Linked DNA regions of Homo sapiens: regions 2, 3, 4, 5 and 6 are each linked to region 1. Evidence: chromatin loops called from intact Hi-C (ENCODE). Cell type or tissue: heart left ventricle. All regions are shown on one strand. Each heading gives the region's core, and the rest is flanking DNA. Links, peaks and the distances in the headings are about the cores only. Region 1 overlaps WWOX (WW domain containing oxidoreductase). Region 2 overlaps WWOX (WW domain containing oxidoreductase). Region 3 overlaps LOC105371357 (a long non-coding RNA gene). Region 4 overlaps WWOX (WW domain containing oxidoreductase). Region 5 overlaps WWOX (WW domain containing oxidoreductase). Region 6 overlaps WWOX (WW domain containing oxidoreductase).

Region 1 (4,211 bases), core at 1-4,000:
TGTAATTATAGTGTGATGTTGAAATTGATTGTCTTAGCTTAGAGAGCCTACTTTTTAAAACTTAGGGTCTTGTTTCTAAATCATGTGTTGAAATTACAGTGTGAACTGTAGTTGCCATACTCTTTGATCCTACAAATTGTCACCACGATGAATTCATATCTTGTGCAAATTTTACCAGTTCTACGTGAATAGAAGAAAATTACTTTTTCTTCATGTAGAGAAGGGTATTCATTCCTAAGATTTTAAATCCACACTTCCCAATTATGGACTACGCCAGCTTCCTTTACACCTTTGCTTCTTTGTTTTCTTTTCCATACCTAAATGTTACTAAATTTTGCCTTTGAGCCTAAAGCATGTCATTGATGGTTTTTTTTTTTCTAGTTATTCCAAAAGGTCCCATAAATCTGGGGCCATAGCTAACTTACATTTAGTCATTTTCATGGGTAAAACACACTCATATGAGATCATTGCACTTGGGATCTTGAAATGCCTGATTAGTTTCCTTTCTGATTGTTGACCAGACTTAAACTAGTGGGATCTTGGCATTTATCTTTTTAAAAACCTGGTGCTCATTAAGGAAAGGAAAATATTCTGAAATAATCGAAATAACCTTTTGGGCATTGGAACTCCATTTTAAATTAAAAACATTTGTGCCTACTATTATCTTATGCTAAATTATACCCAGGTATTGTAAGTAAAATTATTTTGAAGTTACTTTGTTCTAAGAAACTATGGAGATTCTTGACAGTGTTAGACAAAGTCCTTAAATGACATTATATAAAAATTGAGAATTAGTACCTTATGACTTAACCATTTTACACTGAGATATTATTGGACATTGAGTGTACATGGAAATCACGTGATCAAAGTATTTGAGAAGTAAATATCTAAAGGAAGAGACCAATTTAAAACATTCTAATGAGCATCATCTCATAATTTGGTAATCTCATGTAAAATGCTTATAATAGGGGTGTGTGTATGTTATATATATTTTTAAAATAAATTTGTAATCATGTATACAGTAGTCCCCCCTTATCCGTGGTGTTTCAGTTTTTTTTTTTTTGAGTCAGAGTATTACTCTGTTGCGCAGGCTGGAGTACAGTGGCGTGATCTCAGCTCACTGCAACCTTTGTCTCCCAGGGCCTGGTGATTCTCATGTCTCAGCCTCCTGAGTAGCTGGGATTACAGGTGCACACCACCACTCCCTACTAATTTTATGTTTTTAGTAGAGACAAGGTTTTGCCATGTTGTCCATACAGGTCTTGAACTCCTGACATTAGGCAATCTGCTTGCCTCAACCTCCCCAAATGCTGGGATTACAGGTGTGAACCGCTGTGCCTGGCCCGTGTTTCACTTTTTGAGGTTTCAGTTACCTGAGGTCAACAGGCATCTGAAAATACTAATTTTGAGAGAGAGAGAGTGTGAGAGACCACATTTACATAACTTTTATACAGTACATTGTTATAGTTCTATTTTATTATTATTGTTGATCTCTTACTGTGCCTAATTTATAAATTAAAATTTATCCTAGGTATGTATGTATAGGTGAAAGCATAGAATACATAGGGTTTGGTACTATCCAGTTTTCAGGCATCACTGTGGGTCTTGGAACGCATCTCCCGAGGATAAGGGGGGGCTACTGTCAGTGTGAACCTGATTAGATCTCAACTGAAACTTTTTTGTCACATGAGGCCATCAGTTGAATTTCATGCCTGCATGTAGGTTTAGATTTTAATTACTTTTTTATGGTGTCAGCATAACAAATGAGAGTCATACAAACTATTGTTTAATGACAAAGTGGGTCAAACCCATAATTAAAAAAATTAATAATAGATTTTTGTTCTACTTGAGGTTTTGTAGCATTACGTAAAGCTTGAAAACTTGGAAATTGTTTTACTTAAAACCCAATTAAAATAATTTGATCTTTTGCTTTTACATCATAGAGTGGCACAATAAAAATTGTAATGGAAGATGTTATTTTACATTTTTTTTCTTTTTTTTTTTTTGAGACGGTGCCTTGCTCTGTCACCCAGGCTGTAGTGCAGTGGCGTGATCTCAGCTCACTGCAACCTCCGCCTCCCGGGTTGAAGTGATTCTCCTGCCTCAGCCTCCTGAATAGCTGGGATTACAGGCGTGAGCCACTATGTCCGGCTAATTTTTGTATTTTTCGTAGAGACAGGGATTCACCATGTTGGCCAAGCTGGTCTTGAACTCCTGAACTCAAGTGATCCGCCCACCTTGGCCTCCCAAAGTGCTAGGATTACAGACACTAGCCACCATGCCCGGGGGTGTTGTACATATTTCCTTTAATCTAAAAGCAGAACCATCTTTATATATTTTTATTTTTTTCCACTAGAGGGCTCTGTTGCCCTTTGATATAATTAAACAAAAGAGGCAGCATTGCAATATAGTTCTGTTCCTCTCAGTCCATCTTGCTTTCATTTTGGTTAAATAATGTCTTTTACTTTTCTAACATATCTTTTAGGTCTTCTAATTCTCTGTGATGAAGTTCAAACTGAAGACTGTTACTAGTGTCGTGTTTGTTTCTTTTTCTCTCTCTTTTGTTTTGTTTGTATAAAATGCCAGGGATGAAGGGATCCACTTAATAAAAAGGCCCATTGTGTTCAGGGAGCAGCCTGTTCTGCCAAATCACACAAGGGCATGTGTTTTCATGACATTATTGCTTTTGAGTGTGCTGGCCTAGCAATAATATGATTTTTTTTTCCTAAGTGGAAATTGTAATATTTAAGTATTAATACCTCTGTTTAAGGTTCATTTTGAACGCCTTGGTGACCCTATGTTTTTTTCTTTGTTTTTTGTTTTGTTTTTTTTTTTTTTGTTTTTTTTTTTTGTTTTTTTGAGATGAAGTCTTCCTCTGTTGCCCAGGCTGGAGTGCAGTGGCGCATTCTTGGCTCACTGCAACCTTCGCCTCCCAGGTTGAAGCAATTCTTCTGCCTCAGCCTCTCGAGTAGCTGGGAGTCCAGGCACCTGCCAACACGTCTGGCTAATTTTTGTATTTTTAGTAGAGATGGGGTTTCACCATCTTGGCCAGGCTGGTCTTGAACTCCTGACCTCATGATCCACCCGTTTCGGCCTCCCAAAATGCTGCGATTACAGGCGTGAGCTACTGCACCCGCAACCCTATGTTTTTTTCTAAGAATATAGTGTCCCTTGCCCCCTGCTACAAGCCTTACCCAGTGTTACATAATTTATTGTAATTAAATTGTTTATTAATGATACATTCTTGCTGTAGAAGAAAACGTGTCCTTTTGGGCTCAGTACAGTATATGTTTCTTAAGTAAGAGGGATCATATTAAACCAGCTACTTAATGTGAAGCAGATAGCCAGTGTTCTCCATGTACAATCTTAGGGAGGGTAATTTTTGTTTTGGCTGTGTAATTATGGTTTGAGGCAGCCCATTAATCGCATATTTCAGCTGTCAAATAGAAATTTGGCCCAGAAAGGAATACACTTTGGCTTTACAAAACTGCTTATTTTCAAATTTTTAAATGGGGACAAAAACGAATATGCTATATTATATACTTTTATTTATATAATTTTTTTTTCAGCAACTTTTTCTCTTTTGAAAATGCAAGAGCCTGAAAAACATTGTGAATATACTTGTAACATTGCAAAGCTATTTCACCAGAGTAAAGATATTTTGGTTGTTCATATACGAGTGTGTTCGTTGTTTATCTAATAAATTGTTAAAACTAGATGGCGATTCTGGGAATTATTATAGACTTCATAATAAATAAGATGCTGACAGTTGAAACCCCCTTGACCGTTGCCTGTTTGGTATGACACAGACCTTCTTGGACTTTTGTAGCCTATACATGAGTAGATATGAATCCTCAGCCTTCTCCAAAATAAGGTTGGGGTCACTAGGAGGCCTTCTTGGAAAGATGTCTTAAATTAAGGCACCAGTAGATGGATCAAAAAGCAGGTTCCAATAGCTCGCTTTTAGTTTCTTGCCTAAATTTGTGATCTCCCTTTGGCTTCATAAATAACGGTACATTTCATGAAGAGCTGGTCTCAGTCTACACAAGCCTAACTGAATGGGGTGCATAGGAAGGGTTGCATTGTGTGACAAGGTTTAAATCTAATTGTTTTAAGTCTTTGAGTTATTTGCTCACCAGGCTGTGCTTGATGGTTTTACTTTTTGTGATTTTTGGAGCCTTCATGTTAGAAGCCATAGTCATATGGTGCTC
Region 2 (5,404 bases), core at 850-4,849, 380 kb after region 1:
AGCCAACATTTTTGCATTTCTTTCTTCCTTCCTCCTTTTCTTCTTTCCTTCCTTCCTTCCTTTTTCCCTTCATCTATCTTTGTTCCGCTTTTGTTTGTTTTTTTTTAGATCGCTGCATGCTGCCGCGTTGGGTTAACCATGGTAGCATTTTACCATGAGAAGCCATAGCAAGATGTGCCAGGTGCATGCTGCTGGAACACCTGGCTGAGGCTCCAACAGCATTTTCCTATGACTGAGGGTAGGGTAGGTAGATGACTCATTACAATTTATAAAATGGGGGGCTTAGCTTGGGTATCATCGTGGTTATTCCAAGCAGTCTTCCAGCTGGACTAGCTTTTCGGGAACACGTGTGTGTTTGTGCTGGAAGCCCCAGTAATATCATTTAATTCGAAAGCTTTTTTCTATGATGAATTATTCAGGCAGTGTTTACCAAAATTGTCATTGATCAGTACAGACCCAGAGAGCATGTACAACAGCGCCTGTGCTGGGCCTGCTAGGAGTCGATATTTTCTGGCTCAAAGAAGTTCCAAAAGAATTCAAAGCCAGTGTGTCTCTTTCTCTGGACGGCCAAGTGATGCAGGTACCACGCTTAGGTCTGCTGGTGTTTAGCTTGACTTAAAACCCAGCCAGGGAAATATGTTTCACTTTGCTGGGGTGCAGGTGGAGGAGGCTATTATTCTTAGGCATTTAACAGTGAAGAATGTTGGGCAGGGCAGAGGGTCAGCTGAATGGCAGGGATTCCAGGTCTCAGTTAATGCCCACAAATTTCTGAACTTTGAACATAAATACCCTCACTGCAATACATGTTTTTCTTTCTCTCTCTTTCTTTCTCTTTTTTTTTTTTTGAAAAACTTTTTTGGAGCAGCACCTGCATGTTGTAAAAACACAAAATAAAAAAAAAATAAATAAAAGCAGACCCCTTGGTTCAGATATCTTTGTTTGTGTAAATGTTTTGGCATTCTTTATGAAAATCTTCAGATTTTCAAGAGCTTAAGATGACCTCCTCTAGCCGGCTGCAGCAGTGTCTAGGTATCTGTGAATGTGTAAGAAATTGAGACAGCCTGCAAAATAGCTCACCCAGCTTTTCTTTAAAGTTCCAACCTTTTTGCTGGCTCTCTTTCAAACTGTACTGCTCACTTTGGGCTGTACGTTAGAACCACCTGAGAAGTTCTTTTTCTTTCTTTTTTTTTTTTGAGATGGAGTCTTCCTCTGTCACCCAGGCTGGAGTGCAGTGGTGGGATCTTGGCTCACTGCAACCTCTGTCTCCTGGCTTCACGCCATTCTCCTGCCTCAGCCTTCCGAGTAACTAGGATTACAGGCATCCGCCACCATGCTTGGGTAATTTTTGTACTTTTATTAGAGACAGAGTTTCACCATGTTGGCCAGGCTGGTCTCGAACTCCTGACCTGAAGTGATCCACCCACCTCAGCCTCCCAAACTGCTGGAATCTGAGAAGTTACGTGAAACTAGCGATGCCCTGGGCTAATGAAATCAGGCTCCATGGTGGGGAAGGATGTTGCGGTGGGGTTGGGGTGGCAATGAAAGGTGAAAACCACTGTGGTCCCACCTGCCCATCGTCAGATTTCGGTTCCTCTCAGAGTTAACGTAGAAGGTTTCTGGGGGCATGGACCTGAGTCTTATCCCCTTTGCAAAAGTAAGAATTGTATCGTAGCCTGACTCAGGGTTTTAGCCAACTTCTCTGGATGCTAATGCTATTCTCTTCTTTATACTTGTCTTCCTTCCCAGGCACACATCCACTGGAGCTTTGCAGGGCCTATCTGCCCTTAGCCCTCCAATATCCTTTTCATTTTCTTTAATAGTTTTATTGATATATAATGTGCCTACCATATAATTCATCTGCTTAAGGTGTACAATTCAATGGCTTTTAGTGTATTCAGAGTTTGCATCCACCATCACAATCAGTTTTAGAACATTTTCATTAACCCAAGAAAATGACCCCTTAGTCATCACCCCAAATACCTCCTCTCTCCAGTTCCTGGCAACCACTAACCAATCTACTTGCTGTTTCTATGGATTTACCTATTCTGCGTACCTCATATAAATAGAGTGATATGTTAGTCGTCTCTTGTGTCTGGTTTCTTCCTCTTAGCATCATGTTTTGAAAGTTTATCCCTGCGACAGCATCTACCAGTTCATCATTTCTTTTTGTGGCTAAGTAATACGCCATTGTATGGATATACCACATTTTGTGTATCCATTCATTAGTTCATGGATTTTGTGTCTATTATGAATAATGCTGCCATGAGCATCTGTGTTGTCCACAAGTTTCAGCATGGACTTCTGTTTTCATTCCAATATCCTTTGATGACATGTCTTGGCAGTGATGTCTATGACACTGGGCAAGTGTCTTAAAATGTTGTGCATCAGAAAAAAGTCATCATTGCCAAGGCCAGCAGATCTCGAAAAGGGGGCTGGGATACGTTGGTGATTTTTTTCATGCTCTACTTACAGTATGACTCGTAACTGTTAATGGCTGAGCTCCTCCTTAGGTGAAGAAGGAAGGCAATGGCGTTTTCTATTCTGGGCCTCCCTGCTTCCAGCGATAGCAAGGAGCGAAATGAGATGCTGTCTAAGAAAGGAAGGTGCTGCGATCTTTGATTACTACACAGCCTCGGCAGTGTTTGTATGATTAATGAGTCCATGTTTCAGACGTTCCCATTTAATGTATTTGAGCCTTCTAACAACATTGCCTTTCATATGTTGCTGACTGTTTTTGAGATTTATGAGGCCTAACTCGCAAGCGATGTGTGTCTGGATTAAGAGAACCTGAGAATCTCTATTTATGTCTGACCCCAGGAAATTCCCTTTAAGCTGCTTATCAGAGGTGCATGCTGAGAGCATGATGGGAAGATGGAGTCTTCCATCCGCTGGTAAAATCTGGAATCTGCTCTCATTTCATTTTCACTGAACTGAAAATAAGGTAACAGACCCTCAGGTCTACCTATAAGTACCTTCCAACTGTTCCACTTTTGTAAATTTAGTTCAGATAATACATATGCTGAAATTCCTATATCCCCCCCATACTCCAGATCTTCAGTGTGGAATTTAAATATAATTCCTTATTGTAAAAAAAAAAAATTTTTTTTTGATCAAGGTGATTTTGATAAACTAAATGCATCTTTAATTTTACTCACAGCAAAGCGATTCTTTATTTTCTCTCTAAAAGCATAATTGATGTGCCATGATCTTTGTCTTTGCATTTTTAAAACTGAAAGAACATTTCCACACCATTAGAAATAAGATTTCTTCTTAAAAATATTCACAAGGTGCAAACACTTACATGTGTATATGCATGATTTCACCACCAGGGGGCATTGTGGTTTGACTGTCCAGTTAAAGAGCCTGTGTTCTATCAGTTTACCCAGAAACTAGAAGGCCTGCGAGTATTTCTGATTCCTTCCAAGAAGGATTCATATCTGGAAGAGAACAGATGTCGACTCTTTTTCCTCTCTAGCAAACAGTAGTGTTGTCAAATTTGCTAAACTTAGCCAGTTGAAGATTAACATGCAATATATAATATGCATGCGACTAAGTGTACAATAAATAGTAAATCACATTTTTATGCTTTCTCTGAACTTGGAAGCTGCAAGTTATGTTTTTTTTATTCCCTGGGTGTGATGAAATAAATAACATTCAAATACATCTTAAAGATGTCAGTCAGGGGGAAAAAAGTGCTTGGCAACTGTGTTTGATAGATTTCTTTTATGATTAATTCTCCTATTAAGTTTTAATGACTTCAAAGATACAAAGCTAGAAACTACAAAACTAGGCATGGTTAATAAATAACTGAAATACCAGGTGTATAGAAATGCATCTGTGGAAAAATGAAATCATGTATTCTCTAGGATATATTAGGAAATGGCTCTTTGGCAAGTCTAGAGGGTAAAGTATCCCTGAAGGGGGAAAAGGTTTAAAAACAGTAAACTAAAGAAGATTGTTTTTCTGAAAGAAATTCCCAGGAGAAAGGTACTTTCTGAGATTCACATATGTAGATTACATTGTTATGAACCAACATTTATAAGCAAGCTTGATCTCTCAGAATGCGTTTGTCTATCTCAGATTTTCAAGAATCCTCATACAAATTGTCCAGGGTTTCCACCTCGCAGTTTTCTTCCAGGGTTGCTATGGCATGGAAAGTACATTGCTATTTTGTTATGTAAATGCTCAACAGACTGGCTCATTCCAGAAGTGGGCGTCGTGATGCCAGTGTCTTCGTAATACTATCTTTCTTTCCCCTTTAGCACCCAGAACTTATGAAATATGACTCGGTTTATCCTGAACACATCTCTGTGCATCGGGGAGGATGGGAGAATTAATTCCAGTTTCTCAATTGCAAAAGTGAGGCTGGTCATGGGGCTTGGAACCACGCCACGGACGCATGAAGCCTCCCCGTTTACATGCCAAATCCAGAGCTTATGCATCCGTGCTCAGGGCTCTCTGTGGTAGGCAACAGCTGGATTATTTACTTTCTAGAATATCTCGAGTTCTTAATCTGAGCAGTTTCGAAACCAAACCCACATTAATTAATATAAATAATGACTGGGAAACGTTGCAGGACTCCCCGGAAAAGAATGTATAAATTGATGTGTTTTTGTATATGCTTATGTATATGCCTTTGTGCACGAAAGGAGATAAATGGTGTATTTCACACAGTTCCTTCTCCTCCTCTAAGGGATATTATTGTTCCTGAATTTTTCTGAGCCGCCGAAGCACAATAGGGTTTAGAGCGTTCACACCAGGCAGCCCCCACTCTTCAGAACTTCAAATCTAAAGATCTTTTAAATACACAGAACTTACTTTTGAAAGCTGTGGCCCATCCCAAATGAATTCTAATCGTCAGCCTCTAGAATGCCTGGAGTGAGAAAACAGAATATTGTTCTTTTCTGTTTATATTATTTCATACTGAGTTAATACACTTGCCAAGACTCCGAGGCAGCTTCTGGCTTGACAATGCCTTCTTTAACTAGCCTAGTTTCTAGAATAAAGTTCGGGTCCACCAGGCCCTCTGAGTGGGGCTCAGGACACTCTGAGATGGAAGAGACTGGAGAAAGCCAATCTGTTTCTCCCTGAAAATCATCTTACTTTTTTAACGCTTCGTACCTAGATTTGGCCTGGGCAGCCCAGGGAGACTGTTCAAGCACTGGATACCTAGACTCTGCTGGGCTCTAGAGAAGTGCTGGGCTACAGCGCCCAGTGCCCTACCTCTTGGGGCCAGCCAGCCTCACCAAAAAATCACGCTTCTGGCTTGCTCCAAACTCAGGAAGTTGCTGGGAAGTCTGGCTAGCAACACCCTCATTCCCAGTCCTGGCCATGCCTCTCTGCTCTCCCTAGCACAGGGAGCATGCAGGCTTAAGGCTGGAAGAAACCCCAAGCATTTGGCCAG
Region 3 (5,404 bases), core at 731-4,730, 2.0 Mb after region 1:
AGGCAGAGAGAGCCTTGGGTGTTGCTTCTGCCTAGGAAAAGCATCCCTACAATGATAAAAGCCAAGGAATTAATAGTAAACAGACAACATTCCCCAAAACACCGGTGTGTATACATGTGAGATAGACACAATGTTATAAATTGAGATACTTAAGCAGACCATCCTTTATATCCAGTGATCAATCTATTTCATCCATTCATCTAACCACCCATCCATCCATTTTTCCATCCATTCATCTATCCAGCTGTCTATCCATTTGTCCATTTATCTATCAATCCATTTCATCCATACTTCCACCCATCCATCCATTCATTCATCAGTCCATCCATTCATTTCTCCATCCATTCATCTATCCATCTGTCTTTCCATCCCCGGCCTCCTCATCCATTCATCCACCCGTTCATTAACCTATCCTTCCATTTTATTCATCCTTCCATCCATACATTTATCCATCCATCATTCCATCCATCCATTCACCTATTCATCCATCCACCCATCCATCCACAGATATTTATTTAGTACTCTAACATTTTAGTCTCTCTACTACTAGTTTGGGAGTCCATAGTGAACCAGGTAGACACATTTTCTGCCACATCAAGTTGTCAGTCATAGAGGGAAATATAAATAATTAAACAATGTACAGTACAATGTAATTAAGTATTGAGATGGGAGTTCAAGGTGCAGGCAGAGAACATCCAACAGTTACATAGCTCTGGTTTAGAGTCATCAGTTGCAGTCTCTCTGAGGAAACTCTTCCTGGGAAGAAGGAACCAACCCTGTAAGATAATTAGATCTAGCTAGTCAGGTGCAGGGAAGCTGGAAGAAAAGAAGGGCTTTAACATTAATTGAATATCTATTTCATGCCAGATAACAGGTTTGTCACATTACAGATAGTTCTTCAATTCATTTTCACAGCAACTAGAGAAAACAGAGGCTCTGCACAGTAAAGTTGCTTTCCCAAGTGCTCAGAACAAGAGACATACTTTATAAATGACCCAGGTTTTCTCTTGTTCCAATGTCTTTACTCTTTGTCTTGTTCCATGAATTCCCCTCCACCACACCTCCCTTGGATTATGAGTGAGTTGAAAAATTCAGGGAGGTTTTTGACACATTCTCCAACCAAGAAAGATAAAGTATGTGGGCTCTGGATTCAAACAGGCCTAGATTTCAATTCCTTTTTGACATCTACTAGGAGCATGACTTTAGGCAAGTTATTTAACCTCTCTAAGCCTCTATGTTCTCATCTGTAAAATGGGGATAGTAATAGTTTGTACTTCAGTGCTTTATAAAAAAAATAAGAAGTGCAAAGTTAGTAGAGTATCTGGTCCTATAATAGTTCAATGCATGTTTTTATATTATTCTTTTCATTATCTCCGCAGAAATAGGCTTGTTTTATAGAAGAAAACATGATGAGATACGACACAGAGGAGAAAATCTTCAATGCTTTAAATAAAGAGGCCTTTGTTCCTTCTTGTCCATCAACTAGAGAGAAGCGTTGAACCCCATGGTATACCCCAACCTCACAACAACCTTAACAAATAGGTCTCAGTATATTTTTCCAGCCTCGACTATCACTTAATCCAGACATCTGAGACTCTAGGGCAGCCTCCTGGAGTAGCTCTGAGTTTTAAGCCTCTTCCAGCCCTTTTGAGAGGTCAAAACCAAGGAGGTATTGCGTGAGAACTCCCCATCCTCCAGAACTACCCAGTCTGAGGGTAGAAGTTCGTGAGCTGCTGAATGTCACCCCTGTCCTGCCATTACCGAGTGCACCGTCACCTTGGAATGCGCTTGGGGTGAGGGCAGATGGTGATGGAGGCTACTTCACATAGACCTGGCAGGAGACCCTAAAGGGCTGGTCCCTCCCTTCAGGGCCCTACAGAGGCCTTCCCTGAGTCTTTCCCCACTCTGGGCCTCTTTTCCTGCTATTTTCACCCATTTAAATGTGCTTGTCAGATTCCTGCCAACACACTTGGTTTTGTAATGTTGTGTAATACCTCGAGCCACCTTAATGAAATATTCACACTCCCTTCTCTGTTGGAGCATTCACCCAGGTTCCCAGAAAATTCTCTCTCTCTTGTTTTCAAAGATATACCCCCAAGAAGGAAGACCCTGAGTGAGGCCCATGACCCCCAGTAGAGGCAGGCTCAATGGCTGGGGCAAACTGCTCCATAGAATGGGGTTTGGGGAGCCTCCTGTCTCAGGCTCCTCCTGGAAGAACTGAGAACCCTAAATAGAATGGCTAGGAGCAGGAATATTTGAGTTGGGACCTCCTGGGATAAGACCCCCACCCCGGGAAATAGAGAAACCTTTCTCCTCAAGATTAGCGTCCTAGCTAATTCTGCCTTTAAAAAGCAGCCCTGCGGACCCAAAGCATCTTGACACTGAGCAAAGACTGCCACCTGTTGAATACTCAGGATAGTGTGCTCCTTCCAAGGCCTCCAGGCTCCAGGGTATATGCTGCAGGCACAGCCTGTCCTCTACCCATCCAAGCTCAGAAGTGGGAAAAGCCACCCAGTGCTGATTGCGTAGACCTTCTGGCATTCATCTGTAAAATAAGGCGGTTGCCCTGAGTGACCTCCCACAGCTCAGGGAAGGTGAGTTGACTTGCCTTGGTCACAAAGTAAGTCAGGAGCTCCTGACCTCTTTCTGATGCCGCCAGAAGCACTTCCTACCCTACCACTCTCTTTAGATTCTGTTTGAATTTATTTTATGAAGGTATTTTTAAAGACATAAATAAAAGAGCCCAAATTGGCAAAAATACAGGTTGGCAAAACATCAAAGTGAATATACAGGTGGAAACAGCACTCACATTAAAACCCAGAATGCATCTGGTCCCTAAAGGAGCATCCTTCTTTCACTCTTACAGTTACCCTCTGCTCCAAGGGTAATGAGTATCTTGATTTCTAGCTCCATAGGTTAGTTTTGCCTGTTTTTGAACTGAATACAAATTGATTCATACATGTGATGTCACTTTTCTCACTCATTGTTTCATTTGTGTGATTTAGTCTTTCCCTCTGTGTCATAAGAAACCATATTTTTTTTAAGGTGGGATGCGGAATTATACCTGAAAACTGGAAAGACTTTGGAAATTATTGAATGCAGCCTTATTGTTCTTTAGTGAGAGAGGGAGGCTCAGAGGAGGAAGGGATCCGTCAAAGGAGACATAGCATGTTCAGAGGTTTCTCTATTAGATGACAAGACTCCCATACAGATGGCCAAGGGGAACACAGAACTTGGCACTCAGGCCAGCACTAAGGACACTGGTCCCACTTAACATGTCATCAAGCCTTAGGAACACTTTAACAGGTTCTAGTCTAAGACCATAAGTATTGTCATCCTCATTACCAAATGTGGCATTTTGCCCACTGTACTCATTCAACAAACACTCAAATATTTGATGAGTGAATAAATGGATCTCAGTACCTCACTGCCTTCATTCCGGAAATGGATACCTTATTGTGGGTCCTGACTCTCTCACCAGTTATGATGAGGATAGATGCAGTGATACCTGGTTAAGAGACTGATGTTGGTTACAAACGAAAAACTCTTGCAATGGACAGTGTCCATTGGTTGTACTCATGGGCTCTGAAGCTAGACTGACCCAGATTCCATTACTACATCTAGGATTTATGTGTTTGTTAATCTTAGATGATCTTTCTTTCTTTCTTTTTTTTTTTTTTTTATACTTTAAGTTTTAGGGTACATGTGCACATTGTGCAGGTTAGTTACATATGTATACATGTGCCATGCTGGTGCACTGCACCCACTAACTCGTCATCTAGCATTAGGTATATCTCCCAGTGCTATCCCTCCCCCCTCCCCCCACCCCACCACAGTCCCCAGAGTGTGATATTCCCCTTCCTGTGTCCATGTGATCTCATTGTTCAATTCCCACCTATGAGTGAGAATATGCGGTGTTTGGTTTTTTGTTCTTGTGATCGTTTACTGAGAATGATGATTTCCAATCTCATCCATGTCCCTACAAAGGACATGAACTCTCCATTTTTTATGGCTGCATAGCATTCCATGGTGTATATGTGCCACATTTTCTTAATCCAGTCTATCATTGTTGGACATTTGGGTTGGTTCCAAGTCTTTGCTATTGTGAATAATGCCACAATAAACATACGTGTGCATGTGTCTTTATAGCAGCATGATTTATAGTCCTTTGGGTATATACCCAGTAATGGGATGGCTGGTTCAAATGGTATTTCTAGTTCTAGATCCCTGAGGAATCGCCACACTGACTTCCACAATGGTTGAACTAGTTTACAGTCCCACCAACAGTGTAAAAGTGTTCCTGTTTCTCCACATCCTCTCCAGCACCTGTTGTTTCCTGACTTTTTAATGATTGCCATTCTAACTGGTGTGAGGTGGTATCTCATTGTGGTTTTGATTTGCATTTCTCTGATGGCCAGTGATGATGAGCATTTTTTCATGTGTTTTTTGGCTGTGTAAATGTCTTCTTTTGAGAAGTGTCTGTTCATGTCCTTTGCCCACTTTTTGATGGGGTTGTTTGTTTTTTTCTTGTAAATTTGTTTGAGTTCATTGTAGATTCTGGATATTAGCCCTTTGTCAGATGAGTAGGTTGTGAAAATTTTCTCCCATTTTGTAGGTTGCCTGTTCACTCTGATGGTAGTTTCTTTTGCTGTGCAGAAGCTCTTTAGTTTAATTAGATCCCATTTGTCAATTTTGGCTTCTGTTGCCATTGCTTTTGGTGTTGTGGACATGAAGTCCTTGCCCATGCCTATGTCCTGAATGGTGATGCCTAGGTTTTCTACTACGGTTTTTATGCCTTTAGGTCTAGCGTTTAAGTCTTTAATCCATCTTGAATTGATTTTTGTATAAGGTGTAAGGAAGGGATCCAGTTTCAGCTTTCTACATATGGCTAGCCAGTTTTCCCAGCACCATTTATTAAATAGGGAATCCTTTCCCCATTGCTTGTTTTTCTCAGGTTTGTCCAAGATCAGATAGTTGTAGATATATGGCATTATTTCTGAGGGCTCTGTTCTGTTCCATTTGTCTATATCTCTGTTTTGGTACCAGTACCATGCTGTTTTGGTTACTGTAGCCTTGTAGTATAGTTTGAAGTCAGGTAGTGTGATGCCTCCAGCTTTGTTCTTTTGGCTTAGGATTGCCTTGGTGATGCGGGCTCTTTATTGTTTCCATATGAACTTTAAAGTAGCTTTTTCCAATTCTGTGAAGAAAGTCATTGGTAGCTTTATGGGGATGGCATTGAATCTGTAAGTTACCTTGGGCAGTATGGCCATTTTCACGATATTGATTCTTCCTACCCATGAGCATGGAATGTTCTTCCATTTGTTTGTATCCTCTTTTATTTCCTTGAGCAGTGGTTTGTAGTTCTCCTTGAAGAGGTCCTTCACATCCCTTGTAAGTTGGATTC
Region 4 (5,404 bases), core at 876-4,875, 650 kb after region 1:
AAAAAAAAAAAAAAAAAGTTGCCTGGCTTGGTGCAGTGGCTCATGCATGTACTCCCAGCACTTTGGGAGGCTGAGGTGGGCGGATCATCTGAGGTGAGGAGTTTGAGACCACACTGGCCAACATGTTGAAACCCGCTCTCTACTAAAAATACAACAATTAGCCAGGTGTGGTGGCGCACGCCTGTAATCCCAGCTACTCACCAGGCTGAGAGTGGAAAATCACTTGAACTTGGGAGGCAAAGGTTGCAGTGAGCGGAGACTGCGCCGCTGCACTCCAGCCTGGGTGACACAGTGAGACTTCATCTCGAGGAAAAAAAAAAAAAAAGGCTTTGGAGCTTCCTAATTTCTAAATAGATTTCCTTTATAATTTTCAGAGGTTGTGAAATTAACTCTGTAGATTGGGGAGTGTAGTTTGTCACTCTAATTGCCCAGCGTTTTAATTATCGGCGTGTTTTATGCTTTTGTGAAATGCTCATTTCACAGCTTGCTGGTGGGTCTTTTTGTGGAACGAGAAAGTGAATATTCACACCAGAAATGAGGTACTGACCCTGAAGGGCTTTCCAGTCAAAGAGAAAGGAGAGCATGACCCGCCAATGCCGTTGTTTGTAAGCAGGAAGCTGACGCTGCGCCATGGTGTAGGGGAGGAGGACGGTTTCCATTCTGTTTTGAGCATCAGAATAAAACCAAGCACCAGAAGGTGTGGTTCAAAGATGCTTTCCTTTTTCAGTCTCTGGTCAATTTGTTGTTATTTTTCTTCAAGAGAGTTGTTGGGGTTGGGTAGGCGCAGGGGCCACAAGGCCATCTTTATAAGGCTCTGGCATTTGATAGTGAGGTATTTTGGTATTCCAAATAATTGGTGGAAGGATGGAAAGGTTAAATGGAAATTATGTAAGGGCTGCAAAGAGATTCATATATGACTATTTCATGAGTGCTTACTATATACCAGGCGCTGTTACAGCCCGTGTAATGCCACCTGGGAGTTGGGGGGAGTCACCATCGTCCATCCGTCTGTCCATCCATCCATCCATCCTGCCTCCCTCCATCCTTTCTCTTTTTCACAATGTCTCTTGCTCCGCCCCCTCTCTTCCCCTCCTTCCTTCCTATCCAGTGCTTGTAACCTGTCAAGCACATGTTGTAGCCATTGGGGACATCGTGGTAAACAAAGCAAAGTCCTTGCTTGCATTCTGTGACAGATGGAGATAAAATGGGTAATTAACAAATGTAATCCCTCCCACCCACCCCCCACATTATTTATTTATTTATTTATTTATTTATTTATTTATTTATTTATTTATTTATTTTTACCATGTCTGTTACTCCATCAGTCAGGATCCAGTTAGGAGACAGAAACTATATCATAATTTTAACAGGGAAGATTTAATATTAAGAATTATTAGCTACAACAGGGTTTTGGCTACTAAAGGGTAAAGAGAATCAGGCCGAGCACAGTGACTCATGCCTGTCTGTAATCCCAGCACTTTGGAAGGCCAAGGTGGAAGGATCGCCTGAGTCCAGGAGTTCGAGATCAGTGTGGACAACATAGGGAGGTCCTGTCTCTACAAAAAATAAAAAATAAAATAAAAAAATAAAAATAAAAATAAATAAAAAGTAGTTGGGCGTGTGTGGTGGAGCATGTGGGGGTCCCAGCTACTTGGCAGGCTGAAGCAGGAGGATCGCTTGAGCTCAAGAGGTTGAGGCTGCTGTGAGCTATGATCTCACCTCTGTACTACAGCCTGGGTGACAGAGTGAGACCGTGTCTTTAAGTAAAATAAAATAAAAAAGAGTAGGTCGGGCATGGTGGGTCATGCATGTAATCCCAGCACTTTGGGAATACGAGGTGGGCCAATCACTGAGGTCAGGAGTTCGAGACCAGCCTGGCCAACATGGTGAAACCCCGTCTCTACTAAAAATACAAAAGTGAGTCGGGGTTGGTGGTGTGCTCCTGTAGTTCCAGCTACTTGGGAGGCTGAGGCAGGAGAATCACTTGAATCCGGGAGCCAGCGGTTGCAGTGAGCTTAGATTGCACCACTGTACTCCAGCCTGGGCCATAGAGTGAGACTCTGTCTCAAACAAAAAAAAAATTTAACTCTAAAGAATCCAAGAATACAGATTTGGGAGCAGCCAGTACCAATGGGGGATGGGGCAGTACACCCAGGAAAGAGCAAATCTGGGGTCCCCACGGGCCAGGACTGGGATCTGGACTGGGCCATGGCCCATTGGATGGCAGAAAGGTTCTCACTGAAGCCCCCATAAAGGTGGGACTCACTGGGAAACCGCTCTCTGTGGTGCCAGGGAAGGACGTCTGTGGGAGGTGCCTACCAAGGAAGTCTCTGGAAATCAGCCTGCAGGGGTGGAGTGCCGGGAAACTCCCGCCCCCTCCCCCCCTCCCCGAAGTGAACCGCCCACAGGGAGATGCCCCTATGGGAGCTTCGCACCAGAACCCGTCTGCGCCAGTGTCCCTGCAGCGCCCTCTACTGGCGAAGCTGGACATGGCGTCCGCTGGCAAAGGGGAAACTCTTCTTTCCTCCCAAGCCGAGCAATGCTAAATGTGCCTGGTACTGAGACGTCATCTGTGGACGGTTGGCACCGATGCTAATCAGTGCTATGGGAAAATAGGCAGAGCGAGGAGCGTAAGAATTATTATGTGTGCTGTTTGATAGAGACTGTACAAGGAAGACCTCTCTAAAAAGGTGACATTTGGAGCAGAGACATGAAGGAAGGGATTGCTGGAGGCAGAACATTCTAGGCAGAAGGAACCGCACGTGCAAAGGCCCTCAGGTCAGCCGGCATGGCATGCAAGTAAGCCAGCTGCAACACAGCAGGTGTGGATGAAGGGAAGAGAATTAGCATTTGGCCAGAGCACGCATTTTAAGGGATGGAGATCCATTTGGATAGTCTTGAACACAGAACTGACCGGAACTGACTTACTCTTTGAAAAGATCGCTCTGGCTGCTGTGTTGAGTGGATTGGTAAGGGATAGGTGGTGAAGACTGAAACAGGGTATCCAGTTAGGAAGCTATCACAGTGATCCAACCCCCAGCTTCTGTTGAGGTTGAAGAACATGCATGCCCAACCTAAATATATGTTCAAAGGTGGTTATTACTGTTTGAGGTGATGAAAGAGTTTTGGAGATAGAAGTGATGGTTGTTCAACATCATGAGTGTAATTAATGCCACGGAATTGTATCCTTAAAAATGCTTAAAATGCGCTGGGTGCGGTGGCTCACGCCTGTAATCCCAGCACTTTGGGAGGCTGAGATGGGCGGATCACTTGAGGTCAGGAGTTCGAGACCAGCCTGGCCAGCATGGTGAAACCCCGTTTCTACTAGAAATACAAAAATTGGGCGGGCATTGTGGTGGGTGTCTGTAATCCCAGCTATTTGGAAGGCTGAAGCAGGAGAATTGCTTGAGCCTAGGAGGTGGAGGTTGCAGTGAGCCAAGATTGTGCCACTGCACTTCAGCTTGGGCAACAGAGTAAGACTCTGTCTCACAATAAATAAATAAATAAATAAATAAATAAATAAATAAATAAGAGTTGGATCACAGCAAAGGTGAGCTTTAACGAGTTCAGTCTAGCTCTCTCACAAAAAAAAAGTTAAAATGACAAATTTTGTGTTACATACATTGTACTACAATAAAAACCATTTTTTTGAAAAGAATAGTACAAAAATGATACTTCCCTCTCAGTGTATTTTACCAAGGGATTATTAGTGTATATGTGTGTTCTTACTGGAAATGTTAATTGGACCTGTAATTCTTTTTTTAACTTTTATTTTGGGTTCAGGGGTACATGTGCAGGTTTGTTATATAGGTAACTTCATGTCACAAAGGTTTGTTGAACAGATTATTTCATCACCCAGGTAATAAGCCTTGTATCCAATAGTTATTTTTCTGATCCTCTCCTTCCTCTCTCCCTCTACCCTCAGGCAGGCCCCAGTGTCTGTTGTTCTTTCTTTGTGTCCTTGAGTTTTCATCATTTAGCTTCCACTTGTAAGTGAGGCCATGCAGTATTTGATTTTCTCTTCCTGCATTAGTTTGCTGAGGATAATGGCTTCTAGCCCCGTCCGTGTTCTCGCAGAAGACATGATCGCATTCTTTTATATGGCTGCATAGTATTCCATGGTGTATATTCACTACTTTTTTTTTAATCCAATCTGTCATTTGTGGACATTTAGGTTGATTCCAGTAGACGTGTAATTCTTCTTGGAAATGTTAATCTTGATCATTTGGTTAATGTGATGACTTCTGGGTTCTGCAGTGTGAAGTTATTATCTTCCCTTTTGTAGGTAACAAATACTTTGGAAGAGATTAAACAAACAAATAAAAAAGTGGTGATTGTTATTACCAGCATGGCTACTACTAGCTAATTCCAGGCTTCAAGCCACTGGGGCATAGGCATATGTTTAGCTCATTCCACAGGAGGGGAACAGAGGCTCAAAGAACCTAGGTAAGTTGGCTAGGCGCGGTGGCTCACACCTGTAATCTCAGCGCTTTGTGGGGCTTAGGCAGGAGGATTGCTTGAGCTCAGAAGTTTGAGACCAGCCTGGACAACATAGCGTGAACTTGTATCTACTTAAAGTAAAAATCAAAAAAATAATGGGGTGCAGTGGTACATGGCTGTAGTCCCAATTACTCAGGAGGTGGAGGTGGGAGGATTGCTTGGGCCCAGGAGGCTGAGGCTGCAGAAAGCTGTCATCATGCCGCTGTGCTCCAGCCTGGGCATCAAGGTCTGTTTTGCAGACCTTGTCTCCAAAGCAAAACAAACAAACAAAAGAAACAAACAAACAAACAAAAAGAAATTAGGTAACTTGCTCAGTGGCTAGTGAGTGGCTAGATTGTAAGCTTCATGAGGGCAGGGGACTTTGACGATTTTGTCGGTATCCTAAGCCGCTAGAACAGTGCCTAAACATTTGTTGGGCAGTTAATATATATTTGTTCTATTAATAAGTAGAGCCCGAGTTTGTGTTCTCCGATTCCACACCCCATGTTCCTTCTACTACAACTTCTGGCTCTGGCTTCTGGACTGTCAGTCATTAGCACTCCCTATCCCTAAGGTTTCAGGAATGTTCAGCTGTTTCCTAGCTTGGAATGGACCATCCTCTGGTCCCACCCATGGGTAAGTCATTGGCTGCAGAGCGCAGACATTTGGCTCCCCTCGGGACATTCCTCCCTCATTTAAAACAATGAGGCGGGCAGCAGGGTACTTTGTCCCTTGTGTTAGCTGAAGTTGGAGGATGCTGTGTTGATGGGAAAACGCTGTTACTATTCTTAGACTAGTGGGGCTCTCACTTATTCATAGCTCCGCACTCGTGGGTGGAATGAGAAGTTATAATAGAGTGCAGGTGCCTCTCATTGTTTTCCGCTACTCACTGGATAGTGTTTATTAAAAACGAAATCACAGTGGT
Region 5 (4,702 bases), core at 703-4,702, 110 kb after region 1:
TCTTTGAAAAATGTAGACTGCTTCTTATGTGATTCTTACTGGTCTATTATTTATCAAGAAATTAAAAAGGAATGAATATCTGTAGCTGTTTTTCTTTTTCTTTCTTTTCTTTTCTTTTTTTTTAAGATGGAGTCTCGCTCTGTCACCGGGCTGGAGTGCAGTGGTGCTATTTCGGCTAACTGCAATCTCTGCCTCCTGGGTTCAAGCAATTCTCCTGCCTCAGCCTCCCAAGTTGCTGGGACTACAGGCGTGCGCCACCATGCCCAGCTAATTTGTAATTGTTTGTTTCTAAAAGGATATTCAGTGCTTCCACTGTCTTTTAGAAGTCTGTAGAAGGAAGGCCAAGAAAGAAATACCCATTATTTTGGCTGAAGATGATCACTTTAGCTGAAACCAGTTCAGGTTCAAACTCAGACATTGGTGCTATTTTCATATATCTGAAATGTTCTGAAAAGATTACTGACGATCAACATGCTGAACTGACATTTCACAGATATGCAGATTTATTCATCTCTGTTCAAGGTATGCCTTTTCCAATCATAATAGCCACGTAGAGGACATTAAACAAATATTTTATTGTGGTAAAAACACTTAACATGAGACCTACCCTTTTAACAAATTTTTAAATATATAATTTATTATTATTGTTGACTATAGGTAAAACAGGACATTTTTAACGTGCTGTGGTGGCCTATTGGACTTTCAGCCTCCCTGGGTGTATTTCGCTGTATATGTGTACCATGTCAGCTTACCCTAGAATTTGAAACATTTTCCTTTGATGATTAAATTTTTTTTTTTTTTTTTTTTGAGATGGAGTCTTGCTCTTTTGCCCAGGCTGGAGTGCACTATCGCGATCTCGGCTCATTGCAAGCTCCGCCTCCCGGGTTCATGCCATTCTTCTGCCTCAGCCTCCCGAGTAGCTGGGACTACAGGCGCCTGCCACTACACCTGGCTAATTTTTTTGTAGTTTTAGTAGGGATGGGGTTTCACCGTGTTAGCCAGGATGGTCTAGATCTCCTGACCTGGTGATCCGCCTGTCTTGGCCTCCCAAAGTGCTAGGATTACAGGCGTGAGCCACCGTGCCTGGCCTGATGATTCAGTTTTTACCCCAAGATGCAGTATGCCTCAGTCTCACTAAAATATGCCAATATGTTCTTCTTCTTGAGGATCAGGGCTGATTTCTTCTACTGGGAAAATGTATCCCCTGTGTTTGGCCCCAGAGGCATCAGGGTAACCTGCTCTCTTCCATTCTCAAAGCAGAAACAGTGTTCCTAACATTCTAAGCCTGGGAATAGGATGGCAGGTCGTGGGACCAGCATTTTAATTACCTAAAGGGAACTTATTGATTTTAGTCCAGAACACGGTGGGGAGGAGTTCATATTCTTTTTTTTTTTTGAGTCTGGATTTTAGAATAAATTCACTGTGTACATAGCTATTCCATCTTTAAAAACCTTTGTGAATGTTAATATACAGCCTTTATAAATTTGAGGTATAATGTTCAAAATGCTCTAATCCCTAAATTTTCCAGTCTAGGTTATTATACTTTTATGACTATTCATTTTGATGTAGGCCTTTTAAAATCAATTCCTCCCTGTTATTACAATGCTGCTTTATGGTATTTGTGATATATCATATGAATATACTTGAGGGTCATGAGAAGTTCATATGTGTGTGTGTAGTGTGGGCCCCAGACTTTCGCCATACCGCTGGCTAAAGTGGCCATGTTTTTGTACGTCTCTGCAGAGCTTACAAGTTATTCAACAGCCAGATTTCTATTCTGATATGCCCTTTTAGTTTTCAAAGCATCGAAAAAGGGTAATCTTTAGAACCGAAGTATTTGGAAAACTCCTAGACTTGAATAAGGTATTTTTGAATTTGAAGAGCTAAGAACCCATCAAATCAAAATGCTAATAATTCTTCCAAGTCAAAAGGTAACTCTCATTTTATTATGCATTGACCACCATTCACTTTCTGTTGGACTGCTTTTGGAAAAAGAACCACAAGTCTCTATTTTTAAAATAGAGGTACAATGATAAAACAAAACAAAACAAAACAAAAAAACAACAAAAAAAAACCCACACAGGTCTCATCAGCCAAGGGATTTAAAAATCAAATTTAACTTCAAAAAACTGAAGTTGATATAGCAGGATCTTGGAGATGCAGTTTCTTCACTTTTCTTTTTTTTCTAACTGAGGGATTAAGGATATAAACCCAACTTCAAATTTCTTTCTGGGTGGTCTTGAAAACTTAACAGTAGGTCCTGTAAAGAGGTGGGGGAGAGGAAAAAGAAATCCTTTACTCTCATCTGCTGGTTTTAAAATGAGAAAAATACACACACACACGTAATGATGTTCGTGATGTTAATGGAGGGAAATATCATAAATAATTAAGAATTTAAAATTATTATAAAATATTTAGTATTATTGTTGTTACTGTTATTAGTAGGAAGGGGCCTTGCCATGCTTCCTTTCTTCAAACAGCTCAGTACTTTAAAATCGAGTGTGGCTGTGTTTGTCAGTCGTGGTTTGTGTTCTTTGATTTGTTCTGCATGTTCTTCTTTTGGAGAGGATGTGTCACTTTGCCAATCTTGGTCCTTGCTGTTGTCTGGTGGAGGGAAACAAGCCTGCCAGGCCGGCTCATCTGACCCCTGGTGGCAGGGAGTGGAGGTGCACTCAGGATGCTCTTGGGGAATCATAAAGGAGGTTAAAGAAAGGGACAGCAGAACCCTGACAATCCTTGCCCCTAAGCATGGAAAAGCCTCCGGACCGGGTCTGGAGTGCAACAGAGGCCCCTGACCTTGTCTCTAGCTCTCTGTCTGCATCTTCAGCGTGGCTTCACTGGTTTCTAAGTCTCTGGTGTCTTTTGTCTTTTGCAGCCGGCTTGCAATTGCCTCCTTCTAACTCTCAAAAGGATGCATGGGATGGGTTCAGTGTAGTCACTGTTGTGCCTTTTGGACAAGGCTTTCCAGCCAGGCCACCCTGTTTACAAGGCTGTCCTCACGTCATGGGCGCTCATATTGTCCAGACTAGATGGTCAAGGTGATTGGGGGAAGGAAGTCACAGAGCCACCAATTACTAAGGAACTGCCCAGAGATCCTGCCTCACTGGGAACCTGTGAGTGGGCTGGTTTCCCCCAGCAGAGGGGCTGTAGCATAGCAGGTACCCACAGGAGCCTGGGCATGGCCTTTTTCTCTAAAGGGCTGGATAGTCAATATTTTTAGCTTTGTGGGCTTTATGGTCTCTGTTGCAACTTCTCAACTCTCCTGTTACAGCAGGAAAGCAGCCACAGATAATATATAAATGGACGGATGTGTTCCAATAAAACTTTATTTATAGGAACAGGCAGTGGGCCAGATTCAGCCCGTGGGCCATAGGTTGCCAGCCTCTGACTCTGGTGTTCAGATCACAGACTTTGGATGTCTCATATCTGAATCTTTCTAATCTCGTGATAGGGCAAGGTAATTAAAATGTTAATACGTTAGTTTTCTCACTGTCAATGTGTTCTATGACATCATTTATGCAAAGCATACAAAGCTGAGAATAAAGTCTCAGCAAATGCTAGTTTCCTGGCCTCCTTATACATACTTACAAAGGATGGTGGGAGATAGTTTGAGATTTGAGGCCTCTGAAGAATAGGTGTTTTTGTGATGATTTTGGCTTTTCAGTTTGACAGTTGGCTTTGCTTTTTTGACAGACACATTAAGAGCTTCAAGGGTCATTTCATGGTTTGTCCTTTCCATGTCAGGGACACCTTTCACGTGGCCATTTTAAGCACAGGAATTGCCTTCAAGTAGTTTACTCGTACGAACTTGTCTGTAATCATCTTTCCCCATTTGGATGGTGGGTTGCCCATTTTAATTCAAGGTTTGTCTAATGTGTTAGTGCATATTCTTGGCTCAAGCAGGATAAGACACTAGTAACCATGAACCTGTATATCAAAAAGCGTGACTAGAGTTTCATAGTTAAACATGTGCTGAAATCCACAGTGGACACCAGAGAGGGTCATGGAATCTGGGAATGGATGACTTGTCCCATGATGATAATATCTGTGTTCCTACGGCTGGGCCCGGTGGCTCACACCTGTAATCCCAGCACTTTGGGAGGCCGAGATGGGAGGATCACGAGGTCAGGAGTTGAAGACCACCTTGATCAATATGGTGAAACCCTATCTCTACTAAAAATACAAAAGTTAGCCGGTGTGGTGGTGCATGCCTGTAATCCCAGCTACTCAGGAGGCTGAGGCAGGAGAATCACTTGAACCCAGGAGGCGGAGGTTGCAGTGAGCCGAGATCACGCCATTGCACTCCAGCCTGGGTGACAGAGTGAGACTCCGTCTCAAAAAAAAAAAAAAAAAAAAAAATCTGTGTTCTTGCCTGGCTTATTGAGCTCCATGGTAAATGTTCAGAGGCTGCAGGAATGATTCAAAGTCTGACTGATTTATGTGCATTGGGCATTTTGTTGATGTCATTCAGATTAATGATGGCACTGAAAATGTGTAATGGAAATGAGAAGTTTGTATCCTGCCTGCTATACCATGATTCCAATTTAAGAGGGGGTAAAAATATTGCACTTTTTAATCTATTGTTTTTTGAAAGAGACTGTTTAAAACACGTAATTTTGCTAAGTTATGGCTCATATCGTATTTGTTATTTTGGTTTTGAAAAATTGAGTAGGAAGCAATTGCGTTCTTAAATGACTTGAAC
Region 6 (5,404 bases), core at 552-4,551, 310 kb after region 1:
TGAGTCTGTGACTATGGAATTTGGTGAGGGGTGATATAACCATCCTGCCATTTGTTGTAGACTCGAATGGATGAGGAGTCATTGATAGAAAATAGTGGAAACTGTTATTCTGTGGCCTGATCCCATTGCTTAGGGACTCTGTGCCAGGGCATGTGGGAAAAGAAGGAAGGCAAGTTCTGCTAAAATATAAAGTCAGGGTAAACATTTTTATTTATTGGAGAAGAGTTGATTATTATCTAATATTTAATATAATATGCTTAATAAAGTCAGACTTGAAAGTTGGCTGGTTGGACCTAACGGGAGTATCTCTAAAAAATACCAGCAAATTAAGTTGGATCGGTGACTGTATCATGATATCGGAGTGTTAGCTGTTTTGGGAGTACGTGTGCTCAGGACTTGGGCTGAGTGGAAAACCAGAGTATGGGGTTAGAAATGGAGGCAGAGGGACTACCATGTCGGGGAGGATGCACAATGAATTGGACGAAGGTTGCAACTCAGTGAGCACCGTACCTGTAGTGTGTCTTAGTAATAGCAGATGCCCAACCTCCATGCCTAACTCCTTTGCCTACCCCACCAGTGTGCAGCAGCCTCTGCCGCACCCTACTGCAGTCTCTCCTATTTCCCTGGCAGGAGAGCTCAGAGACTACTTGTGAACAGGCCTCAATGCCTATAGCAAGGCAAGGCTTGGGAGAAACAAATGTCCTCTGGGAGCAGCCTTGGGTAAAAGATTAACTGCGCACTGAGCTTTAGATCCCTGAGTGAGAAAGCTGTGGGAAAATGAGTGTGTAGCTCATGAGAGGGTTTGGAGAAAAGTGGTGACATCGCAAAAATCCCAGGTTTTGTTGAAGTTGTCTGTGGAGGGGCACTCATAGAAAGGGCACTGGACGTGAGCATTTCCCTTGTAGTTGAGATGGGATTTGACATGACTTCCTGGTGGTGGCAAGACAAGAAAGTGGCAACCTGGGACAGTGGACCTCACAGCTCTCCTGCTAATGGTGCTGATGGCTAAGCTCAGCTCTTACCCTTGACCACTGGAACAACTTAGACATGTCACCAGCTTTCTGAGCCTGTCTCATTACGATGAAAATTGTGATACAGGTTAGTGTAAGGACCGACAATAATGCATATAACATCAATAATGATGGATATAGAATTTCTGCAGTTATTATAATCTGGCTCTCCAGTATGGTAGTCGTGGGCCACATGTGGCTATTGAGTTCTAAAAATGTGGCTAATAGAACTGAGGAAGTGAATTTTCAATTTGATTCCATGTTTGTTAATTCGAACTGAAAAACACCACGTGTGCCAAGTGGCTGCCATACTGGAGAGCGTGGTCAAATGACATGCCTAGCTCAGTGCCTTTCGCATGGGAGGTATGCAGTACTTCCTGCCACGATGGCTGTTACTCTTGTCGTTGTGAGCAGTGCCTTGGTCCCGATGATGATTCTCCAAAATGTAATCTCTGCTGACAGAACAAGAGTCTGCAAATTGGGAGTCTGGAAAGGGAAGAGAAGGGCTTTGTCCCTGGCCCCAAAGACTCAGGGAGAGGTTTACTGGCCAGGTAGAAAGGGCGTCCAGGTGAAGGGACCCTGGTTCAGTGATCTCCAACCTGCACGTCTCATTTGTGAGGAAGCCGTAGGGTGTGGACTTTTCTTGTTTCTGACCTTGAGTGATTAGAAAATAGCAGCTTTTATATGTCACAAATGGACTTTAGATAAGCATGAAGATGACGAAGACTGTGGAATATGTAGCTAAGAGTCTTACTAAAATCCTCTCTAGTGTATTTATATATTTAAGCGTTTGGTAGTACTTTTTTAGCCATCAGCGTTCTCTATATTAGGTTGATACAGAAGTTATTGAGGTTTTTGCCATTGAAAGTAATACGTCACTTCATGCAGAGGTGGAATTGGCGCTCTGAGCTTGCTTGTCAAATTCACAGGCATTCACTTTTCTTTCATAAACATTTAGGACTCTGTATTTAGGAGAGGAATCACTGTGAATGTAGACCTCGGGTTGGTCATTTTCCTAGTAAGATAGACCAGACTGACTGGAAAAGTCACCCTCTTGGGCTATCCTGCGTATGTGGCTCGGCATTGCTTCCGTCAGGATAATGCATCAGTTTCTTGGACAAAGGGTGCATTTCTGCTATTTGAATGCAGACATATTTTTGGATATAAGCCACGCAGTTGCATCCCATTTCTTCCGTAGGTAAAGGCTGGGTTTCTAATTGTGATTGAGAAGCTTAGCATAGATGCAATGTCCCTATCACCAGATGGCTAGTGTGCTCTGCCTTGTCTGCCTTTTACCTTAGAGAGGGTGCTTCCTTCTGACACGGGTATTGCTGGAGTACACATTCTGTTGCATGAGGTCAGGGGAGCAAGAAATACAACCCAGACTTGCGCTCGGAAGCCCTGCCTTCATTTCTTCTCTGTAGCTGGCTCCCTTAAGTATTAAACAGCAGTATTCTAATATCAACGTCCCTTTTTTATTTGCTGTGACTTGCTGTGACTACGGTGATTTTAGTTACAGTAATTAGGTCACTCTTCATGGAGTCGGGCTATTTTAAGTGCCTCTTTAAGGAATATTGTTGCAGATCAGTAATTTTACAATTGGATGTTCTTGTGCAACTTTATTAAATGTGATCTGTCTTTTAAATGTTGCCCTTTTACAGTTACACATTTCTAATTGTTGCTGTAAATGCATTATCACTTTGAAATTAATTAATTTTTCCATTTTGGCTGCCTGCAATATAATAATCACTAATGAGAAACTCACAGGAATCAATTCTCAGCACAGCGGCCCCTACTGGTAAAGCCATGTCTCTGCCTCCCTCTTCTTCTTCAGATCCAGAGAACTGGACAAGTGTATTGGGGCGTCCTGGGAGGGAAGTGTTTGTTTCTTCCTCCCTTCAATTTATGGTGAAATAAAAATCACAGATAAACTTGGAAAGTGAGTTATTTTTAAGTGTCGTTCTAAAAAAGATGCAATATACTTCAAATAGCTGCTTCTAAAATATGTTAAAGGAAACTAACATTTGCTGAGTACTTTCTAATAATGAAGTCACATCATACGTGCATTACATGTTTATTTTCTTGACTCTAGAGCATTCTTTTATGCAGTTAAATTACTCTAAAATGTTTTGCACCTGCACGCATTAATGTGTATTGTTTGGTAAGAACTTTCGAGTTGGTGAAAAAATGTATTGTATTTTAGTATCTATATTTATATATACATATTAGTCTATGGGTTTTAATTCACAAAACCAGGTGTTGTATCTGGTGCACATAAGGGATTTTCAAGGCTAATCTTGGGTTTTTGCAGTTGTAACCATGTGTGATGACTTTAGAATCCTACCACACTTCCAAATAGAGATGCAGATTGACCATTTTCCCAGATACCACGATGCTTTATGTATCAGCATATATTTTCATTAATTTCTCATAATTTCTGTTAGAATTAATAATTCCAAGTTCTACAATCTTAGAATTATTATCTTTATTTTGTAATTGAAAAGCACAGAAACCTCATGCAGCGTGTTCAAGAAAATGATATACCAGCCTTGTAAACTTTCACTTGCTAATTGCAGCTGCATTTGCTTTGTCCAATGCACGGTAATGCCCCTGGCATCCATATCTAGTTATGCAGTTATGCTTCCTTTTTAAAATGTTTGACAGCACCTTCACTGAAATGAATGCTGCCACCACCGCCAACCCCACCTTTTTTTTTTCCACATAAGCTTTCATTTCTGGTAAATACATCCTTGCCAGAGTTCCCAGGTCCAAGCCGGTCCTTTGTGGACCAGTATGCAGATTTGAAGTTGAGCACTGTCACTTGCCTCTTAGGAGTGTTTTGTGCAACCACATATTTGTGTTGGCAGATAACAGTAGAAAGAATATCATGTGTTAGGGTAGCAAGAGCTTAGCAGATGTTTTAGGGAACTGCATTTTCAAATCATTTTACATTAAAAAATGGCTTACGTTTATGGAACTTCTGCGACGATCGGGTTACGTTTCCTGTGCCCGTGTAAAGCCAGTCATCGTGCTGAGTTTTAACGGATGTGCAGCTACCCTGCTAATGGATGGGCCGGCAATGCTGGTCCTGTTGCAAAGTTATAAATTATAACTAGAAAAAGCACAAGATGTCATTCTTCTAACCTTCGTGAAAGCCAAACGGGGTAATTCTGCCCTTGAATAACCCGCTGCAGGGTGATTTATAGTTGTACAATTTAAAACGTAATGAAGGAGATAATAGATGTTGATTTGTTCCTGAAATTAGTATTTTAGAAAAATACTTCTCCCCCTTTCCATCTTTAAATACCTGCAGCTGACTACACTATAGATACTATCAAGGGCAAAGCCCCCTGTTTGAATGTGTATTGGTACATTGGTGTATCACATACAAGGCAGAGGGTGTATAAAACAGGCTTTCTGTTGCGAGGGGGAAATATGGTTTTCAAAGTGGAAATTTCATTGTATTCTTCATGAATCTAAACATTTTGAGACTCCTGAGTGAGGTTTGAATTTTCTGGTTGCCTTTCTCTTGCCAGTCCAGATATGTTAGAAAACTGGACTCTCAGGACCCCTCTGTGGTTGGACCACACTGGCGCTTTCCTGCAGTTGTCTGTCAACAGAAGGACCTGGTAGCTGGCTTGTCCTCTTACACCACTGAGGCCACCTTCTTGCAGGAAGAAACATACTTCTTCCTGCCCTGGATTAACATTACCATTGGTTTTAGTAGTCTTACGTCATTATGTCCAAAGCTTTTAAGTTTACAGTGCTTGCTTAGTCCAGTGACCAATGGATGTAAGTAAGTTGGAAAAGGGCAAAGGATTTAGAATCATGAGGGTTGTATTCAAACTGCAGCCTCTACTCCCTTTTAGTTACATAATTTTGAAATCATTTGACATTTCTGAGGTTAATTTTCTACATCAGTTTAGCTGCTTTAGGCCGCAAGTTATTAACACCCACTTAAAGGTGGCTGAAATAATAGAGGTTTTGCTTCCCATGTATCCAGAGTTGCTGAGGCAGCAAGGGTTGTGTTTGGCTACTATATGAGTAGCTCCTTTGTGATAATCTTTACTTTTCCCTCATGCTTACAAGATGGCTTCTGTGGTGCCAGCCATTGCATCCTATTTGATAAGGTCTGAAGGCACAGATGGGAGGGATGAGGCTCCTCATTGCATGCCTTTTTCCTTTATCAAGAGACAGAGCATTCTGCTTCAGAACTGTCCTCCTGAGTTGACTTCCCGTCAGATCCCACTGGTTGGGACTGAGTCATCTGTTTGTATCCTAGTTATAAAGGAGACTAGAAAAGTGCATAACTGGCTTTTTGAGCCTCTAGAGTGGCAGGCGAACTCTGATTTTGAGGAAAAAGGATAGGGTAATGGTGTTGACACAGGCACTGT

Evidence for each region. Peaks named below come from ENCODE experiments on the same cell type or tissue, not always from the same donor. Only the 100,000 strongest peaks of a DNase experiment are listed, where the experiment ranks them.
Region 2: it touches region 1 in a loop (4-fold over the local background); 20 of 110 quality-filtered maps call a loop at or near these places.
Region 3: it touches region 1 in a loop (4-fold over the local background); 7 of 110 quality-filtered maps call a loop at or near these places.
Region 4: a loop joins it to region 1, with 3 times the contacts of the local background. A loop is called at or near these places in 22 of 110 quality-filtered maps.
Region 5: it touches region 1 in a loop (7-fold over the local background); 90 of 110 quality-filtered maps call a loop at or near these places.
Region 6: it touches region 1 in a loop (5-fold over the local background); 33 of 110 quality-filtered maps call a loop at or near these places.

Annotation. Positions count from the first base shown.
Region 1 is chr16:78,120,617-78,124,827 of GRCh38, forward strand. All of the region lies in intron 4 of WWOX (WW domain containing oxidoreductase), which reads left to right. Among named protein-coding and RNA genes, the nearest start is that of WWOX, 23 kb to the left of the region's middle. In heart left ventricle, for the core only: CTCF peaks have their summits at 2,346 (motif pointing right) and 2,546; no DNase peak of the experiment used is centred there; H3K27ac peaks cover 213 bases.
Region 2 is chr16:78,500,362-78,505,765 of GRCh38, forward strand. All of the region lies in intron 8 of WWOX (WW domain containing oxidoreductase), which reads left to right. Among named protein-coding and RNA genes, the nearest start is that of WWOX-AS2, 3.0 kb to the left of the region's middle. In heart left ventricle, for the core only: a CTCF peak has its summit at 3,325 (motif pointing right); no DNase peak of the experiment used is centred there.
Region 3 is chr16:80,082,397-80,087,800 of GRCh38, forward strand. All of the region lies in intron 2 of LOC105371357 (a long non-coding RNA gene), which reads left to right. The region is part of intron 3 of LOC105371358 (a long non-coding RNA gene); the gene reads right to left. Among named protein-coding and RNA genes, the nearest start is that of LINC01228, 260 kb to the left of the region's middle. RefSeq lists a silencer at 2,335-2,404. In heart left ventricle, for the core only: a CTCF peak has its summit at 2,393 (motif pointing left); no DNase peak of the experiment used is centred there.
Region 4 is chr16:78,768,284-78,773,687 of GRCh38, forward strand. All of the region lies in intron 8 of WWOX (WW domain containing oxidoreductase), which reads left to right. Among named protein-coding and RNA genes, the nearest start is that of WWOX-AS2, 270 kb to the left of the region's middle. RefSeq lists an enhancer at 447-526. In heart left ventricle, for the core only: CTCF peaks have their summits at 2,474 (motif pointing left) and 2,675; a DNase peak (open chromatin) is centred at 2,458.
Region 5 is chr16:78,232,738-78,237,439 of GRCh38, forward strand. All of the region lies in intron 5 of WWOX (WW domain containing oxidoreductase), which reads left to right. WWOX-AS1 (WWOX antisense RNA 1) reads right to left here. Exons shown (of 4, transcript NR_184272.1): 4 at 1,925-2,260. Among named protein-coding and RNA genes, the nearest start is that of WWOX-AS1, 6.7 kb to the right of the region's middle. In heart left ventricle, for the core only: CTCF peaks have their summits at 2,654 (motif pointing left) and 2,865; a DNase peak (open chromatin) is centred at 2,654.
Region 6 is chr16:78,434,743-78,440,146 of GRCh38, forward strand. The region is part of intron 8 of WWOX (WW domain containing oxidoreductase); the gene reads left to right. Among named protein-coding and RNA genes, the nearest start is that of WWOX-AS2, 63 kb to the right of the region's middle. In heart left ventricle, for the core only: a CTCF peak has its summit at 2,800 (motif pointing left); no DNase peak of the experiment used is centred there.